Linked DNA regions of Mus musculus: region 1 is linked to region 2. The links are chromatin loops, found by intact Hi-C in ENCODE. Cell type or tissue: heart. All regions are shown on one strand. Links, peaks and the distances in the headings refer to the core of each region. The heading gives the core; the rest is flanking DNA.

What was found. Peaks named below come from ENCODE experiments on the same cell type or tissue, not always from the same donor. Only the 100,000 strongest peaks of a DNase experiment are listed, where the experiment ranks them.
Region 1: a loop joins it to region 2, with 2.2 times the contacts of the local background. A loop is called at or near these places in 3 of 42 quality-filtered maps.

Annotation. Positions count from the first base shown.
Region 1 is chr2:130,816,581-130,821,958 of GRCm38, reverse strand. 4930402H24Rik (RIKEN cDNA 4930402H24 gene) reads left to right here. Exons shown (of 37, transcript NM_029432.2): 3 at 1,371-1,490. Among named protein-coding and RNA genes, the nearest start is that of 4930402H24Rik, 21 kb to the left of the region's middle. In heart, for the core only: a CTCF peak has its summit at 3,071 (motif pointing left); no DNase peak of the experiment used is centred there.
Region 2 is chr2:130,904,406-130,909,783 of GRCm38, reverse strand. It overlaps Atrn (attractin), which reads right to left and starts at 3,289. Exons shown (of 29, transcript NM_009730.3): 1 at 2,817-3,289. The coding sequence starts at 3,223. It overlaps A730017L22Rik (RIKEN cDNA A730017L22 gene), which reads left to right and starts at 3,388. Exons shown (of 3, transcript NR_015523.2): 1 at 3,388-3,573. In heart, for the core only: no CTCF peak of the experiment used is centred there; DNase peaks (open chromatin) are centred at 2,803 and 3,333; H3K4me3 peaks cover 2,326 bases; H3K27ac peaks cover 1,610 bases.

The sequences.
Region 1 (5,378 bases), core at 90-5,089, 88 kb after region 2:
TCAAACTCAGAGACTTGCCTGCTTCTGCCTCCCTAATACTAGTATTAAAGTCCTGGCGCCACTGTGCCTGCTGCAACCCTTTCTTCTCTTTTTTCTTTTTTCTTTTCTCTTTTCTCTTTTCTCTTTTCTCTTCTTTCTTCTTTCTTTTTTCTCTCTTTTTTTTTTTTTTCGAGACAGGGTTTCTCTGTGTAGCCTTGGCTGTCCTGGAACTCACTCTGTAGACCAGGCTGGCCTTGAACCCAGAAACCCGCCTGCCTCTGCCTCCCAAGTGCTGGGATTAAAAGCGTGTGTCACCACCACCCGGCTTCTTTTTTCTTTTTTTTTTAAGATTTATTTATTGTATGTAAGCACATTGTAGCTGTCTTCAGACACTCCAGAAGAGAGCATCAGATCTCGTTATGAATGGTTGTGAGCCACCATATGGTTGCTGGGATTTGAACTCAGGACCTTGGAGGTGCTCTTACCCGCTGAGCCATCTAGCCAGCCCAACCCTTTCTTTTCAAAACCACACAGAGAGCAGTTGCTTGCCTCTGATCCTTCCATCCTGCCAATAGCTGTAGTCCTCGGATGGCAAAGTCATTGAGAGACAGAAGTAAAGACAGTGTCGTGTAATTTCCTTTTGTCTCTGGTCCAGCCTTTCTAGACTAACCTTAGTGAAGGTTATCTGCAGGAGTGTGTGTCACTGCACCACCCCTTACAGTGCAGTCTAAACACTGCTTCTGACATTTGGGAAGGGCCAGTGGGTGCTAGTCTGTCCACTTGTCTTCCTCTTTTTTCGAACCACTTTAACTTGTCTTTAGTTGATCATATACGTTTTTTCATGAGGATCTCTCTGAGATCTGTTCTTAGGCTAACAAAATATTCCAAGATCTGTAGTAAATCCACAGAACACCATATTTTCTGGTTCCTTTTGCCCGTAAGAAATGCTTCATATGGGCTGGAGGTGGTTCATAGATAAGAGCACTTGGTGTTTTTCCAGAAAACCCAGGTTCTATTCCCAGCACCTACATGGTGACTCATAACCATCTATAACTCTAATTCTAGGGGATCTGGTAGATCATGGAGGGTGCTCTTCCACACATGATACACATACATATGGAAGTTCAACACCTATACATGTAAAGTAAAAACTGAAAGAAAAAATGCTTTTCAGAATTAACAGCCTTAGTAATCTTGTTGCTTAATTCTCCGACCTGTGTAGATTTTGAGATCCAAGGAAGGTACCTTATGCCTCAGCCCGTTTCTCTTACAAGGGGTCATTTATTTAGTTTTAGCACAAACCTGGTTTGGCCATCAAGGCCTTACTAAACGGGCTCTTACTGTATTCCATGGTATAGGCCAGCTAATCCTAAGCCTTCTTTGCTTTGCAGGAATTGACAGCAGGTACAATGAAGGCTGTAGAGAGCTGGCAAATTACCTGCTTTTTGGTTTGTACAGTCAGAATGCCACTGATTTTGAGAAAACGGGATTTTCTGAAGAAATTCTAGATGGTAAGTCTATATTATATTAGCAAAAGGTAGGAGAGAGTCATTTATTTCTTTGGACCCTTAATTCATGATTTTTTTTGAGACAGGGTTTCTCTGTATAGCCCTGGCTGTCCTGGAACTCACTCTGTAGACCAGGCTGGCCTCGAACTCAGAAATCCACCTGCCTCTGCCTCCCGAGTGCTGGAATTAAAGACCACGCACAGCTGTGATCTTCTTGTAAAAATTGTTTTAATTTTAATTTTACTGTATTGTACTATTTTGCTTGCATGTATGTATGTGTACTGTGTGTGTGTGTATGCATGTGTGTGTGCTCCCATGCTTGAGGCCCTTGGAGCCCAGTAGATGACATCAGATCTCCTGGAACTGGAGTTACAGATGGTTGTAAATCACCATTCACGTGTTGGGAATCAAACCCAGGTCCTCTGGAAGAGTAGCAAGTACTTTTAACTGCTGAGCCATCTGGACATCCCCAGTTCATGATTTTTTATTTCTGTGTCTGTGTTTTTTGGGTTTTTGTTATTATTTATTTGTTTTGAGACAGAGTCTCATATAGCTTTAACTGGCTTGAAACTCACTGTATAGACCAGGCTGGCCTTGAACTCTGAGATCTACCTGCCTCTGCCTTCTTAGTACTGGGATTAAAGACATACACTCAGCACCCTGTTTGTGATCTTTTAATAGGAAAATATAAGCAGAATTTAAATAGTCCAAAGCTCCACTAAATTCTTGCCTTATTTTGTTTTACTGTTTGAATAATGTGATTGGTCTTAAAATTGGCAGCCTTCTGGCCTCAGCCTCCCAAGTAGCTAGGATTATACCAGGTAAGATTTTATCTTTTTAATAGTGAAAAATAGCATTTCCGTGTTGACCTATTAAAATAGAATATTCCTATTGGTCATGGACTGGATAACGGACTGTCAGCAGCAGTTTTCAGAATACATTTATTGGGTAAATCATCTTTGAGACCAAAGCAGACATTGGTGTTTGGCTTTGTCTCTTGGCAGGGTGCTAGTTTTTCTTAGGATTGCCCGCTGCTCCTTTTCACGGAAGGTTCAGATCGTGTGCTGTTGCCAGTGAAAGCACTCTCTGCTTTGAGGCAAAGACGGACTGCTCTTGTAAGCTGCTCTGTGAGAAAGAAGATTTTATGTGGATCTTTAGCTGAGGAACAAGGGGCTATTGTCCTGCTGTCTTTGGGAATTGTTTTTTTGTGTGACTTTAATACAATGCAGGCTTTCTGCCTGCAGTCTGCCTTCTCTGGCTTGGAGACACTGCGAGCGTTGATGCTCCTGTGGGCTGTTGCCCAGGAGCTACTTCTCATATCGTGTACTTAGCATTATAAATTGTCTGCAAGATGAGTCAGGAGACATAGAACAAACAAGTAAGACTGGACAAGAGACTAGGCACTTGCAAGGCAGCTGGGATGCCATGAAAGCAAACATTCCATGTCAGATGATCTCACTTGAGTAGTGTGGTCTCAGATGGGGGGCCGTTTTGTCCCTTGGGGGACATTTAGCAATGTCTGAAGACAGTTTTGATGGCCATGGCTCGATCTGTGGCACTACTGGCATCTAGTGGGCACCAAGGCTGCTGCTGATCACCACAAAATAAACAAGAAAGCCTGTCATGCAGTGAAGAGTTTTCCTATTAAATAGTTCTGAGTTGTATCATCTTTGGAAGTTTACCTTGGAAAAGACCCCAATACTACCCATATAGTTTTCTTTTTTTAATATTTTTTAAGATTTATTTATTATTATTTATAAGTACACCGTAGCTGTTTTCAGACGCATCAGAAGAGAGGGTCAGATCTCATTACGGGTGGTTGTAAGCCACCATGTGGTTGCTGGGATCTGAACTCAGGACCTTAAGAAGAGCAGTCAGTGCTCTTACCCGCTGAGCCATCTCACCAGCCCCCATATAGTTTTCTTAGAGCTGTTCTTTTTATTAAGATCACAGAAAAAGGAGACTTTGAGTTAGTATCCTTTCTTCATTTTTTTCTTCCTTATCTTTCTGTCTGAGAAAATTTTACCTTGGAAAAGACCCCAATACTATTCATATAGTTTAGCTAGAGCTGTCCTTTTTATTATGATCGCAGAAAAGGGAGACTGAAAGTACTTTGAGTTAGCATCTTCTTTGGTTTTCCTTACCTTTCCGTCTGAGGTAAGCTCTCACTCTGTATCAGGCTGGCTTCAGATGCAGGCGCTTCTCAGCCTCTTGCTGCAGGCTTGCATGCACAGCCACCACTGTGATCTTCTTCAGGTCCTTTTCTTCTTAGGTTTTGACATTATAATACATTGTAACACATTTTCCTAACCTTTCCTTCATGTTTCTCAGCCTGCAGGTTGCAACCTCTTTGGCAACCCTCTGTCTCCAAAAGACATTTACATTGTGACAAATAACAGTTATGAAAGAGCAACAATAATAATTTTGTGGTTTGGGGTCACCACCACAAACTGTATGAAAGGATCACAGCATTAGGAAGGCTGAGAGCCACTGCTCTAAACCCTCTTATGTGGCCCTCCCCCTCTTTCAATCCTTGGCCTCTTTTTTCTTTAATTATTATTGAGCATATATACATACATACATATATACGTATATATGTGTGTATATATATATATTCCTATATCTAATCTCCTCAGTCCATATAATATTATTTTATGTATGCTTTCAGGGCTGACTATTTGTCACTGGACAGCCAGTTGGTGTGCTCTTCCTTGGGAAGAACAGCTCTCCCACTCGCAGCTTTTTCTCAGCGACCACAGTTCTGTGTGTAGGGTTGAGGCTTCGCCGGTTTTTCTCTGCCCATGTTGGCATGTCCATTGGTGGTGGCCCTGTGCAGCCCATGCTTGGACAGTCATGTTGGTGAGACTTCATAGATGCAGCTTCTAATGTTAGTAGGAGACACCATCAGTTTATTTTTTCAGTTTATTGTTTGTTTCAGATTTTGACTTTAAATTTCTTGGCCAGGAAAAGTGTTTCAAGCTTTTAATCCCAGCACTTGGGAGGCTTGCCTGGTCTACCTAGGAGATTCCGAGACAGGGCTAGGATAAAAAGACCTTGCCTTGAATAAAATAAAATGGCCTTTCTTTCAGGGGTCTGGGGAGATGGCTCAGTGGTTAAGAACACTGGGTGTTCTTCCAGAGGACTGGATCCAATTCCCTGTGCCTAGACAGTGACTCACAACTGTCTGCGACTTGAGTCTGAGGAGATCAGACCCCTGTCTCCTGGCTTCTCTGCAACTACCAGGCACACAAGTAATACACAGATATATATGCAAGCACAATACCCATATGAATAAAATAAAACAAAACAAAAATATCACATATAAAATAAAATATCTTCCCTTACATGCAGTGGTTTGGAAAGAATTTATTTTGGAAGTTTCCAGTTGCTACACATTTCATGATTGCAAGGACATTTTAGTATTAAAAATAAAGAGTGTGTTTAAATTCCCAGAGATGTGCTTTTACCCTGTAATTTTGCACAGGGGATACCTAGCAAATAAGCATTTTACTTCAAATTAATAAGGTCATTTTTAAATCCTTATAGTTAGAAAGTTAAGATCAGCAGATTTATGCTTCTAGGTTTTTGGGTTTTGAGGCAGAGTTTCACAATGTGGTCCTTGCTGCCCTGGAACTTGTTGTGTAGATGACACTGACATCACACTCACAGAGATGGAGCTCAGAGATGCCTCTGAGTGCCAGGATGAATGGAGTAGGCCACCACAGGCTTCTTCCTTAGCCTCACTGCGTAGAAAAGGCCAACATGAGGTACTTACTTTTCAAAAATATTTTTTAAACATTTTACATAATTTTAAATTTATTATTTATTTTAATTTATTGAGACAGTTTTTCTCTATGGAGCTCTGGCTATCCTGGAACAAGCTATGTAACT
Region 2 (5,378 bases), core at 302-5,301:
TTAATTGAGCCTTAATGAGCACAAGCTCAAAGGGAATGTCTGTGACAGTCACTTACATATGAGAGTAGCTGAGGCACTATCAGGAGTGCCTGTCCTGTTTTAAAAGGCTCTTCTCTGAACTATTCATGTGGACACTCAGATCTCTTTCTCTCCCTGGCAAGCCCTCTTACAGGTAAATAACCTCAACCAACAAGGAACATGTGCCAGGCACATACCTTGAAAACTCCCCAAACTCTGTGTATAAATCTAAGCTTATCTCAGCCTAGTCCTACCTATGTCCCTGTGCCTTGTAAATATTGCCTCTCAATCACCCAAAGTAAGAGCTAGCCTTTTCTCCTCACTATCGTGTTCACATGTCCAAGAACAAACCGATCTGAAAGAGAGACCTAACCATTTTATCTCTATACTCCCACACAATATCTACCTCGTCTCTACTAGCAGCAGTGGTGTCTGGCTCTGACCTACACCAACAGTCTCTATCAACTGCCCATAACATCTCATGCCTGTAGCCCAGGTTTTCAGAATTTGAAGGTCCCTCCATCAATCCCCCTGATCTTGGAAGCATCTAAAGTCAACTGACCTTTAAGGCTATTCCCTTTCTGGTTCCCGTCTCTAAGTCTACAATTTCATGAAAACAGAGTGACCTGTTGCATCCCATTGCTCTTTGGTGAAAGGTCAAATCCTAAATCCACTTCCTACCTCTATGTGGCATAGCACTGCACCGACCTCTCTCTGCAGTCTTGGTCCCTTTTGCTCTCTCTGCTATGGACACTGGATCTCCCCTCTAACCTGTCTTGATGTCACTCATCCCCCATCCTGCCCCTCAGGAGTATCTCAACAGAAAGATGAATCTTAGTCTCACTCTGAAAGGAGCTGGCTTCTACCGCTGCCCTCACCTCCACAATCATGCAAAATTACAATATATTGATTACTGGATTTAAAATTAAATAATTTTAAAGAATTATTTATTGGGGGGACTAAGGGGGCAGGATGTCACATGCCTTTAATCCCAGGTCTTGGGAGGCAGAGGCAGGCTGATCTCTGTGAGTTTGAGGCCAGCCTGGCCTACACAGTAAGTTCCAAATTAAAAATATTTATTTTTATTTCCTGTGTAAGTGTTTTGCCTGCATGTGTGCCTGGTGCCTGAAGTCAGAAGAAGGCATGACATCCCCTGGAACTAGAGTCATAAATGATCATGAGCCACCATGTAGGTGCTGGGAACCTAACCCCAGTCCTCTGCAAGAGCAACAAGTACTCTTAACCACTGAGCCAGCTCTCCAGCTCCATTATGGTATTTTTTACTCCCAAACGAAAAGTTAAGTTCTACAAGAATAAAATTACATACAACTTGTTTACCACTGTATCTCGAAGCCTAAAATCACAACACGCTAAACTATTAGACCAACCCCCGAAACACTGGTGCTGAGGTTCCTTGGTTTCTCCATTGTAAAACTTAAGAGTTCATCTTGCCACTGATCTCTGAGTCCCCTAGAAGATCTAACAGAGATCTATTACTTTAACATTCCAAGCTTCTCCCTTACAACTCTCTTCTACTACAGGGGCACTGGCAAAACTCCACCTTCTGGACTCTACCACTATGTCTGCAGCTTTTTTTTTCCATTTGGAATTCTTCTCCCCAACTTCACGCTTGCAAATCCTACTTAACCTCACATGCTCAAATTCAATGTCACCTCCTCCTCCTCCTCCTCCGAGACTTCTCTGCTTACTGCTAGCCAGTCACACACTCTCTGCCCCTTCATTTCCACAGGTTCTCTTATGCCAGGTTCAGGCCTCACTCAGATCAAATGACACTCAAATGGGTGGCTTCTAATGTCACCACTTATCGGAATCCTGGAAGACCGACCACCTGTTTGTATTTTGCTTTTAGCATTTACCACTATCTGAAATTATCCTGCTCATTCCTTTTGCCTAGTTACGTGTTGACTGCCTGTCAGCCCTCACTAGAACATAAGATCAATTGGAGCAAGAATCAATCCTACGCCACGTTCACATTCCCTCACTTTCCCACGTCAAATGGGGAACCCAGTCAACAAATATCTGCCTGAGATATGGATGACACTGTAGGTCTTATAACTTCCCCTTGCTGTGTTCCTAACTTCTTGTGGACCACATCAAACTCTGGATGATGGATCTACCTGTGTGCATTATCCAAAAATTCTCTCACAACAGAAGCAAATAATAGATAAAAGCTAATTAAAAAGTGATCTCTCCAAGAGGTTCTGCCCCAAACCAAGCCAACTGCATGTTGTGGAGAATCTAGGGCTAATAGGATTCTCCTCTCTAGACAACCCCGTTCCAATAGGCCAACAGTGAGGATCCAAAAACTAGTTTCTTCACTTTCCTTGGAACAACAACCAATGGTACTTTTATCCCTGAAATCTTACAACCCAGCCTTACCTTCTATTTTCACCCAACATGTCACTTCCTCGGCTGTACTTCTTCCAGACACACATATCTCCAATCTCTTGGGCTGGTCAAAGGCAAGTGCTGAAGAACTCACTCACTCACCGTTTCCTTGATACCTCATTTATCCTAAATAAGCCCGTTTTCGAGGTGGGCTTTTATACTCTTCAGGACCCACATCTAACCCACAGCAACAAATGCCTCCCGAGTGTTCCCGTTCCTTCTCAATCTTCCACCACAGGCAGACCCGAAGGCCACCAAATGAACATCCCTCCAGGAGGCAAGCCATCATCAAACACAGTGGGGCAAATTCTACCCTCGCGATTTCAAGCCCTGCACCTGCCTTGGGCCTGGAACATCAGGCTGGGCCTGCACTCCCCACCCGCACTCACCTGAAGCGGCCCCCGCAGTGCTGGCATTGCTCGCCCACCCAGCCCGTGGGGCAGACGCACTGGCCGGTGCCAGGGTTGCAGCGGCCGCCGTTGACACACGGCCGGTCACATTCCTTGGCCTCGGCTGCGGCCGAGCCCGACACCGCCGCCGCCACCGCAGCGGCCTCGGCCTCCCGGGGCAGCGGCAGCAGCAGCAGCGAAAAGAGCAGCGGCAGCAGCGGCGGCGGGGGCAGCGCCCGCGACAGCACCCGCGGTAGACACAGCCGGGCGCGCGGTCCCGGCCTCCAGGCCCCTGTCGCGGTGCAGGGTCGGTGCTGCCTGCCCTTCCTGCCCGCAGGCGCTGCTGTCGCCGTCGTGCTCCCCCTCAGCCGCGCCTCAGTCGCCGCCGCCGCCGCCACCGCCACCATCTTCCTGGGGCTGAGCCGGCGCCCAGCGAACACATACACACCCCGCACGCCGGCTCCCCTTCGCCTGGCCGTGCTAGGCGGGGCCGGGCGACGGTGGCCCGGCGGGTCCATATCCAAGGCGGGGCTCCCGCTGTGCGTCGGGCAGGGGCGGGGCTGGCATGCGCGGGGGCGGGACCAGGGCCGTGGTCTTCCGGCGTGCCCAGCATGTAGACCTGCTCAATGCCAGGGTCTTAGCGCGGATGAACATCGCCTAGTCTACGGAGGCTCTTTGCTTTCCGCACCGCGCTACGACGAGTTAGCCAGTACCTCCTTACAGTGGCTGCCTGGCTCTGCTAGACAAGCTGACTGTGGTAAGTGTTACCCTTTGGACGCCTCCAAAGCTCAGCTTATAACCCCAACTCCATTTTGGTGAGAAACCGGACCCAAAAGGCTAATGATGTCGTGTGTTGCTAGCTGAGACCTGAAGAAGTAGTACTTACTGCATTCGCGTTTCTAAACTAGGGATAACAAAATGGCACGTGTGTTAATTAAGCACCTGCATATGAATAGATGTGTAACTGACTGAATGCACACACAGCCAGGCTTTCCTTGATAGCGAGCGGATTGAACCAGTGGCAGACCATGTCTATGTGTACCTTAAATTCTGCAGGAGAAGTTTAGCATTATCTTGTACCCCACGACCTATCCATATTCTCTGAAGAAAGAACAGCCCAGAATTACCGGGAGCGCTCTCAGCTTGCACACCCTTCTTGCTAACGCCAGTGCCTCTCCTACTCCCAATGATACATACTTCCCAATAGCATAACCTTGTATGGGCCACTACCCTGGAATGTACGCTGGACCTTGACTATATTAAACCGATAGAAGGATATGGTAAAGAGATAACGTGTCAGTTCCAGCTCTGATCTTATTTTTTGTTTCTTTTGTTGCTTGGTCTGGTTTGGGAGGTATTTGTTTATTTGTTGTCCTGGGATTCTCCTGCTCTTCCACCTTGGAAAGATTCATACAGAGGTCATATGGAGAGAAAAGGTCCCAGGCAAATGAATCTGGTAAGCTTATAGCTGGAAGAACAGTCACTGAGTGAAGAAGCCATATGGGTTGTTTTAGCCATCTGAGTTGTTCCACTAAAAGAATAGATAGATAGATAGATAGATAGATAGAGATCTATTTAGTTGGCTTACAGGATGCAGTCCAAGTAGTTCAACAATGGCTGTCCCACCCTAGAAAGGTGCTTGATCCACAAGACTGGACTCCACAGTCCCAATTCGGTGCTGGAGTCCTAAAAGATTCCTGGAGATCTCACTGCTGATCCAAAGAAGTCAGTTCTAATATCAGTGAGGTAACGCTGCAGAAACTTGATAGATGACCTTCCCTCCAAGAATAAGAACAAGCAGACAGAAAGCAAAGTTTCTTCTTCTCTGTCCTCTTATCTGCCATGAGAAAGTGCTACACAGATTTAGAATGAGTCTTCCTGCTTCAGGTAATCTGATTAAGACAATTCTTCATGCCCAAGAAATGGTGGCCCACACCTTTAATCCCAGCACTTGAGAGGCAGAGGCAGGTGGATCTCTGTGAGGCCAGCCTGGTCTACAGAGTGAATTCCAGAACAGCCAGGGCTACATAGAGAATCCTAGTCTTAAAAAGAAAAACCAGTTCTTCCCAAGAATGCCTATGTGCTTGTGTTGTTGTTGATCCCAGATACAGTCAAGTTGACAAGCAAGATTTCTCATCAAGTCTACATTATCTAAATAGGAACAAATCTTTCCTGTGTCTCATCCAGTGAGAGGCCCATTGCTCTTTCAAGCAATGTTTCAGCCTGCTTTAGAGAGGCTAATCAGAACTTTGCCTCATAATCTTGGGCTGTGCAGAGTATACTTATGCAGGTACTTGAGAGTTTGGGCACCTGGTCCTGGAAAACAAAGAAAACCTCACATACATGTATGAAACCTCTCTGATTAACCTGGGAGTAGAGAATTGGAGTGCACCCATAGTCAGACACCAGTGTCCAGCGCAGGCCCTGACCTTGCTCACTCTGCATCCCCTGAAGGCCTGGTAGAGCTGAACTGCATACACAGCAGCCTCACCCCAGCTATCCCAGGGCTCCAAACCAGATTCCAGTCTTCACATTTGTTCATTTCTTTGTCTTTTCTCTTTC